Regions from separate parts of the Homo sapiens genome. Here all the other regions are linked to region 2. A link is a contact called in ENCODE Hi-C or POLR2A ChIA-PET data. All regions are on one chromosome and are shown on one strand. Each heading gives the region's core, a stretch centred on a gene start or an enhancer-like site at or near the end of the contact. The rest is flanking DNA. Distances are from core to core; before and after follow the strand shown.

Evidence for each region. A loop is a pair of places that touch in the nucleus more often than their neighbours do. ChIA-PET counts read pairs that join two places held with the same protein, here RNA polymerase II (POLR2A). Pooled maps may share reads with other maps.
Region 1: a loop to region 2 is called in a pooled map, with 7 times the contacts of the local background. The contact joins the promoter of ZBED3 here to the promoter of AP3B1 in region 2. A Hi-C loop is called at or near these places in 1 of 37 single-sample maps with no recorded cell type and 8 of 50 pooled maps. POLR2A ChIA-PET finds 5 or more read pairs at or near these places in 1 of 52 experiments (activated T-cell).
Region 3: a map of B cell shows a loop between it and region 2 (15-fold over the local background). The contact joins the promoter of TENT2 here to the promoter of AP3B1 in region 2. A Hi-C loop is called at or near these places in 4 of 168 maps with a recorded cell type or tissue (B cell, CD4-positive, alpha-beta memory T cell, CD8-positive, alpha-beta T cell and 1 more) and 14 of 50 pooled maps. POLR2A ChIA-PET finds 5 or more read pairs at or near these places in 1 of 52 experiments (MCF 10A).

Annotation. Positions count from the first base shown.
Region 1 is chr5:77,085,835-77,088,534 of GRCh38, reverse strand. ZBED3 (zinc finger BED-type containing 3) reads left to right here and starts at 1,250. Exons shown (of 3, transcript NM_032367.4): 1 at 1,250-1,424. ZBED3-AS1 (ZBED3 antisense RNA 1) reads right to left here and starts at 1,820. Exons shown (of 3, transcript NR_182763.1): 1 at 916-1,820. It also overlaps a transcript of PDE8B not described here. RefSeq lists enhancers at 1-387, 388-990, 991-1,592 and a silencer at 1,409-1,578.
Region 2 is chr5:78,293,312-78,296,011 of GRCh38, reverse strand. AP3B1 (adaptor related protein complex 3 subunit beta 1) reads left to right here and starts at 1,314. Exons shown (of 27, transcript NM_003664.5): 1 at 1,314-1,560. The coding sequence starts at 1,433. RefSeq lists enhancers at 54-103, 478-1,051.
Region 3 is chr5:79,611,021-79,613,720 of GRCh38, reverse strand. It overlaps TENT2 (terminal nucleotidyltransferase 2), which reads right to left and starts at 1,280. Exons shown (of 15, transcript NM_001114394.3): 1 at 646-1,280. It overlaps LOC124901014 (a long non-coding RNA gene), which reads left to right and starts at 1,384. Exons shown (of 2, transcript XR_007058840.1): 1 at 1,384-1,579; 2 at 1,701-2,250. RefSeq lists an enhancer at 476-1,675.

The DNA.
Region 1 (2,700 bases), core at 1-2,500, 1.2 Mb after region 2:
CCTAATAAACACCCCCAACCTTCCCCCAACTCCTCTACCCCCGCCCCCACCCCGGCACTCACCATCCTTCAAGTCCATGTGTGACCTGATTCTTCTGGGAGGTGAGACAAGAGCTGAGATACAGAAACTGTCACACTGACCCTCTGCGCTTGCAAAAAGGCAGAGGGTCTATTGAGCTGGTTAACACTTAAGCCGTCAGCTGATGGTAAGGCTAAAAGAGCACACTGTAACACACGCCCATTTGGGCTCCGGGAATCACGGGATCCTGCCCCTGGACACTGCCGTGGGGCTGGAAGCCCAGCGCCCCAGCTTTTGCACCCTGGCTCCTGCACCCGTCCGTCTGCATGCTCCACCTCCCATAAGGGGTTTCAGCAGGCAGAGACCGAACACACGAGCCACAACCCTGTTGCACGTCCTGCAAAGGGCTGTGGGAGGGCGGGGGCCGGGAGGAAATCAGGGAACTCTCCTGTTTCATTGTCACAAGACTTGCAAGGCTTCCTTAAGAGAGGGGTACACTTCCCCACCCACTGACAGCAAGTTTTGACCAATAGAAAGTGAGCAGAACTGAGGCATGCGGAATGTGAGTTTGGAAAGCAGCTTGTGCCAGTCATGTACAGGAGCTAATTGTTAAATTTCCAGGAACTTGGCAAGCCACTTGTTGGACTGTTTGTAGCTTGAAATCGGCCATTGTGGGAGCATTTACATCATAGAAATAGCAAACACTACATATCTGGACTTCCCCCTTCTCCCTCAAAGTTGGTTTACCAGCCCAGCAGGGAGCATGGCCCAGAAAAGTTGACCTTTCAGCCTGGAGTGAAGAAAACTGGTGGAGTACTGCCAAAGCTCCCTGCAGCCACAGTAATTCGCTTGAGAAATGGACCTTTAAGCCACTGAGTTGCAGGGGTTGTTCGTTACCTGAGCATCATCTAGCCAAAGCTGGTACACCATGCTGGTGTTTTGGTGAACACCAATAAGCGCCGCCTTCATCTGTCCCAACCTAGGTTGGAGGGATTTCTTCCAATAACTTGTGACATCATGCGCCTACAGCCTGCAAAGATGCAAACCGCGCTCTGAGACTCAGGCCCGGGAATTCAGGTCTTGGAAGGTTAATGCAAAGTTGTAAAACAATAGTTACATTTCAACCACACTCAGCTATTGCGTCATCTTAAAACCCTGGCCAACACAAATCTGTCGCTCGCGATCCTTGGCGGTTTCAGAGCGACTCCCCTACCGCTTTCGGGCGAAGGCCACACGTGACGGCCCCCCTTTCCCCGCAGACGTGTGAATGCAGCGCTGTGTCTTTAAGGGGCACGCGCGGAGGTTTTCCGTCCGGGACAAAATGTCAGCGAGGCGCCTGGAGGGGGATCTACCATCTCGGACTCCCGACCCGCCGCCGGCTCCGGCCGCGTTTCCCGGGTAAAGGGGTGAGTGTGGGCTTCCAGACTCGGTGGCGAGGCGGGCTGGGCCGGGCAGCGGGGAGCGCAGGTGAGCAGCGACCGCGGACGCCCCTGCCGGCCTCCCTGGCACCCGCGCGGGGCGTGCCCTTCGCTGGGCTGCCCTTCTCCGGGCCGGCTGTCGCGACTGTGAGAAAGCAGGTGGGCCCGGGATTCTGTGGCAAGGCCCCGCTCACCGTCTTCCAGTGCCTCATTCTTGCTCCTTCCCTGCACTCCTCTTTCGACAAGCTTGTTCGGAATGTGGAAATTCGTCACCACTCTCCTGCTCTCCCTTTATTAAAGTTGTCTGATTACAGTCTTTTCACTGGGCAAGTGACTGGACGCCCTGCAGTGGGTTCTTTCTGTAACTGGGACTTGCTTGATGTCGCCCACTTTCGGAGGGAGAAAGCGAATGCAAGCCAAAAGCTTACACCAGAATCCCCACCCCTCCCCCACCCCTCATGGCCCCCAAACAAAAGAATTTTCCGCTCCTTTCGGAGTCCGCTGGAGCAGTTTCTGTGATTTCTTGCACGAACCAAATGCCCGAGGCTTAGCAAAGCAAAAACCCCCTTGAAGGAAAAAAATAAATACTTACCACTAGTCGAATTTCTAATGAGCCAAGACTACAAAGATAAGGTGTTTAAGAGAAACAGTTGTAGAAACAGCTTAATACATTGACCTAATTAGGGTAATTATTTTCTGCTGTTTTTATTCATATGCTGACACCTTTTGGAGGCAAGAATAGCTTGAGGCAGCCAAGAATAAAAAAAAAAGTAGACAGCAATACGTATTATAAAAAGACCAAAAGCCCAAGCCAGGTAATTCTCAATTTAAAAATTAAATTAAAAAAATCTTTGAGTCACAAAGGCCTTCAAAGTAGGGCAGCTTTAAATTCCTATAACTCAGATTAAATTATGCATTTTTACAAGATAAAATGGATCACCACCTTAATCTTTAGGACCATATCTATTAAGCAAAGTAATGCAGACCTGAAATAAAGGTCCACTTTAAGGGCAGAACACTTCACAATTTTCATTTTTAAAAGTGCATTAATAGAGAGAGAGAGTGCTTCTCTGCCTTTTAGCTAATGGTAGAAATATCTAAGAGTTTGGCTTATGCCATTTAGGAAACAACTCTGATTCACCCCTTAATTACCTGTGAGTCCAGTGTATTTTTTACAGTCCACATATAACCTTTTTCTAAATTTTTACACATTTTACCATTTATTCCCCAACTCAGGTTTTACAGTTTGGAGGCATTTTTACTT
Region 2 (2,700 bases), core at 65-2,564:
ACCCAGAGCCACGCTCTTGCGTGCTTCCACAGTGACAGTGTGACCTTTTGAAATTTGGAGATCATACTCTCATCCTTGAAAACGCCCCACCGCCTTCCCTGGGGCGGCCGGCCTCCAGGTTCGCGTTCTACCTGGTAGAATCCCTTGACAGTTTCAGTACCTGGCCGCCAGGGCTTTGGGTGTTAATGCCTTCCTTGGACGGGAGGCACTGGGGAGAAGAGAGGGAAGGCGCTGAAACCCACCTGAGAAGGCGGGCTGGGGGAAGGCACCCCGGGAAAGAGGTTTTCTCGGGTGCCAGCACCCGGAGAGAGCTACTCTGGGGCCAGGCAAGCATCCCGCCTAGGCTCCCTAGTGCATATTAGTGAGTAACACGACTGGCGCGCGAGGTGGTCCATTTTATTTTTGGTAGCTAGACGCCAATAGGACGCACCACTTCAGCTCCAAACGGGAACTGGTGGCCCCAAGATGTTTTCTTTTCTTTTTCATTTTTTTGAGACAGGGTCTCGCTCTGTCGCCCAGGCTGGAATGCAGTGGAGAGATCTCAACTCATCGCTACCCCCTCCTTCTGGGTTCGAGTGATCCTCCCACCTCAGCCTCAGTAGCTGGGACCACAGACACGCGCCACCACGCCGGCTAATTTTTATATTTTTTGCAGAGAAAGGGTCTCGCTATGTTGCCTAGGCTGGTCTCGAACTCCTGGCCTCAAGTGATCCACCCGCCTCGGCCTCCCAAAGTGCTGGAATTACTGGCGTGAGCCACCGCGCCCGGTCTGCCCCCAAGACTTTCATTGAAAAGATGGAATGGTCGCTTCTGTGCGGATCCTCCAAACCATCGTTGGGAGAGGCCTCCTTAAAGTCTAGGAGAAAAGTTGTTTGGGACCGATATGAAAGTAAGGCAAAGCCGGATGGAAGAGAGTAGCCGAAACAAGCAAGAAAAGGAAAAGCGATCGTGATGGGTTTAGGAAAGGTGATCTGGCGTGCTAAATGGCATTTCCGGAGAAATCTGAAAACTATTGCTTTACTGAAGTATAGCAAAGAGCTGTCCGGGCTCTGGAAACTCCTTAACGGATCAAAACGGATGCAATGGGTATCCTTCTCCAAAGACACACCTCAAACGGGCCGGGAGCCGGGCAGTTAGCCACCCGCTGCCTCCCCTTCCGCAGTCCGGCTCGCAGCCGCTCAGCTACCTCTAAAGCCCGGAGCAGGAAAGTCCGCGCAGGCCTGGATGGCCCGGGTGGTAATCTAGCAGGCCTGCACACTGCGCATGCGCAGGGGGTGGACTGCCAGGTCGGCTCAGGGAGCCGTGACGAGTCCGGAAGCGCCTGCGCGCGCTCCTCCGTACGAGAACTAGTTTTGTTCCGTGCCCTCTGGACTGGAACCTTTTGGAGAGAACCCCCGGCAGGACCAACCCCGCACCCGCCAGCACCGCGGCAATGTCCAGCAATAGTTTTCCTTACAATGAGCAGTCCGGAGGAGGGGAGGCGACGGAGCTGGGTCAGGAGGCGACCTCAACCATTTCCCCCTCGGGGGCCTTCGGCCTCTTTAGCAGCGATTTGAAGAAGTGAGGAGAAAGGTTTGGGTTGCGGGGATGGGAGGGAGGAGCTGCGGACTCGGAGGAGTGGGCGCCAGGGTGGGCTTCCTGGAGAGGAGCGGGGTCGCCCTGAGGTCTGAGCAGGGCAGGGCGGTAACGTGTCCCGCGGGTGGGTAGGTGGGGTTGGTTGGCGGTGGTGGGAGTTGTGGGAGTTTGGGGCGAATGTGTGTAGGGGTCTCTAGTAGTTTTCAAACTTTAGTGAAAAGGAAACCACTTGGTGAGCTTAGATCCCACCCCTGAAGACACTGATTGAATTGGACTTGGGCTGGGCTCAGGAGTCTGAATTTTGAGCATCGTCTTCTAGTTTATTTACCGTTCGCCGGATCAGACTTTAATACATTCCCTGATTAGGGTGAAAGGAGTGTTTTGGTGAAGGTGAGAGTGCGAGTGTTGCTTGTGGGAAGTTATTTTGTGACCCCGGAGTGTAGGAGCAGAGAGGTGGATTTAGGCTGTTTGAATGGACAAACTGGTTTACACCAGTATTAATGTTCTTGGATTATGTCCTTTGCACTACAGACAAAAACACCAATCCAAAATAAGCATATGAATAGAAAATATTTTAAAAGAGTGTTACTGTGAACAAATCCAAAACTTTTACAGATTAATAATGTGAATTTTAAAAACGAATGTTAAACAAGGTACACTTAGTTTTGTAAAAAGTATCACCGAGAAATGGAAAGAAATCCCAAGTTGTTTGTTTTGGGGGGTGGGTTGGTGGTAGTGGTTACATTTACCAGAATTATCATTTTTACATTTCTCTTATTTTAAATCTTTCATTACTAAGCAATAGGGTCACATAATAGTCTGTCACTAAATTCATGCTAAATTAAGGTAGAATAGCTGTGCTAGTAGCTTTGCAGATCTGTTAGAGGGTATAATTAAAATTTAAATTAAACGTTACTAACAATATTGGGTAGTCTAGAAAGTGCTACTACTTCAAATTGGGATTACATTTTGGCTGTATTGAGGATCAAAATCATATATATAGCATGTAAGATACAATCTTTTCCTTTTTCCCAAGGTTAGAAAAGTTTAAAAGTAAGGTAACTGATTTCATTTTTCATTATATGCATTTGATGATCCATTGTTCTAGAACAAGTACGGAGCTTG
Region 3 (2,700 bases), core at 31-2,530, 1.3 Mb before region 2:
GTCACATGGCTCCAAATGGGCATTTCTTAAACAACTCATAAACGGCCTATTTCACATGGAACCTGTTACAGGACATTTCCAGAACAGACATAATTAGGGCTATTCACACCAACAAAGTAACGTCACTATTACTGGCTATTAATCAGTATAAATTAATAGCCTTATGGCTGTTAATCAGTACGTGTTAGAAGCCTGGTGGTACTGAACCATACAATATGAAGATATTTACAAAAGTTACTATGTTACCTGTAATATAAAAACACAGATTTAGTAATCAGTTACAATCTCTTTCTTCACAAAATCATACACTGCACATGTGTTATTTAGCTTGTGTTTTACAGTTTCCCTTTGTTTCTTCTCTGTTCACCCTAATGAAAAATATCTGCTACTTTAAACAAAGAGTTGAAAGAGATAAGACAAGTAATTTAGAGAATCCATAAGTTTTGAGACATATAAGCCTTTCGTGTTCTCACCTTGAGAGACGAAGAGCTTTTCTACAAAGGCTGAACAAGAAAAGAAACGCACACAACAGTCTTAACCTGTGCATTTTCCTATAAAGTGAAAAGCTGAAGCAATTTCATGCCATTTAATTAAGGCTTAAAAGATAAATGCCTTTTAAATTTTTTAATTAATCCAGCTACGTACCTTAGTTCTTCACCACCCTTTGAAACACCATGCAAGGGTCCCAAGACTATCTTCCTCTTTTGGTCCTGGAGTGGTGGACGAGGCAGTACGCGAGGAATAGAAAACGAGTAAGCAAAGTAAGCGGTCCTAAGATTCTTCAAAATGTACAGCAGCCCAGATGCCGCCCATAAATTTGGAATAACCAAGAGATACTGCTGGAACCTCCCACGCAAAACAAAACGCTACCGTTTCGGAAAAGTTTCCCGTGCCCCGCCGCCGACCTGGGCCTACACTGCTGCGTTCCTCTCCGAAACCCCCTAAACTCACAGGTGTCCTCCGGGAAGGGCTAAGCAGGGCCTACCCGCACTGCCCGTTCAGAAGTTCTAAGGCCCGAGCTGGGCGTACTTGGTCGTAGCTTTCTCCCGAACCAAAGGAGGTAGTGGTGGCCCGTGGGACAGCTAGGCCCAGCTCCGGCTCCGGCTGAGATCTAACCCCCCTCACGGCTGCCAGGGGAGGAGCAACACAAGAAAAGGTAGGGGCTGCAAGGATATAGAAGGTTGGGGGCGGTGGCAAAAAGCGGAAGAGCAAAAAGTCGCCGAAAAAGCGGCGTAGAAAACCCTGTCAAAGACACCCGGAAGACCGACGTGACCCCGGATGAGAATAGGCAGCGGGGAGCGAAAGGTCACACTTCCGGTGGCCGCCTCCCTCCCACCCCCCAACCCCCCCCACCCCCCAACCCCCCCCACCCCCCCCACCCCGCCTATGAGCGCTTTGCTTGAATGCGCAGGCGCAAGACAGCCGGATTTGAAAGGAGTTTCTTAACTGCTGCCAGCACAAGTTGGGAAAGGGTTAGGACTGCACTAAGAGGGGTGGAGCAGGCAGTCGCCGGAGGGCCACTTCTGGGCCCCTTGCCTGAACTCACGTGCAGCCGTTCTAGCTGTAACAGACGTTTTCTGTGGGTCCTTCGTGTGTTGGCCGAGTGACTTGTCCCCAGAGAAGCCTTTCTTTAACCAGTGTTCCCCTAATCTTCTCCCCCGGAGCAACATTAAACTTTATCTGTTCTTTTGCCCCTCCAGTAACCTGAGAGCTTCTTTGGAAGGAAAATGCTTTCTTTGGCCGGACGCGGTGGCTCACCCCTGTAATCCTAGCACTTTGGGAGGCTGAGGCGGGCGGATCACGAGGTCAGGAGTTCGAGACCAGCCTGGCCAACATGGTGAAACCCCATCTTTACTAAAAATACAAAAATTAGCCGAGCTTGGTGGCGTGCGCCTGTAACCCCGCTACTCAAGAGGCTGAGGCTGGCGAATCGCTTGAACCCGGGAGGCGGAGGTTGCAGTGAGCCGAGATCGTGCCACAGCACTCCAGCCTGGGCGACAGAGCAAGACTTTGTCTCAAAAAAAAAAAAAAAAAAAAATGCTTTCTTTCTCTCTAAAGCCTGGACTTAGCGCCTTGCCCATAGTAATAGCTGGTATTCACTAATTCAACAAATATTTATTGATATCGCCTCTTGAGTGAGCTTTAATAATTTGTAGAAATGTCTAAATTGTTTAATAATGCAAATCTGTTAGCTGTATTCCTTTATTGTCCACTTAATGTCTATAAAATCTGACCCCTCAGGTTCTGAAATTGGTAATTTGTGTGTCATCTTTTTTTCTGATCGATCTGGTGAGGGGCTTCTCGGTTTACGGATCTCAAATCTCAAAGCCCGTTTTTGCTTTCTTGGATTTTCTCTACTGGTTTTCTGTTTTCTATTTTATTGATTTCTGCTCTTATGTTTATTGTTTCCTTTACTCTGCTATTTTTTAATTTTTAAATTTCTTGTTTTGTTTCTCTAGTTTCTTAACTCAGAAACTGATGACCATTAATTTTAGATGTCTCTTGTTTGTACAGGCATTTGGTGTGATAAGTGTCCCTCTATACTGTTTTAGCTACATTCCACATATTTTGATATATTGTATTTTCATTTTCCTTCATTTCAAAATACTTTGTAATTTCCCTATTGCTTTCTTTTTTTGACCATGGGTTTTTTGTAAGTGTTGGTCTGCAAATGTGGAGGAGTTTTCCAGGTAGCTGCCT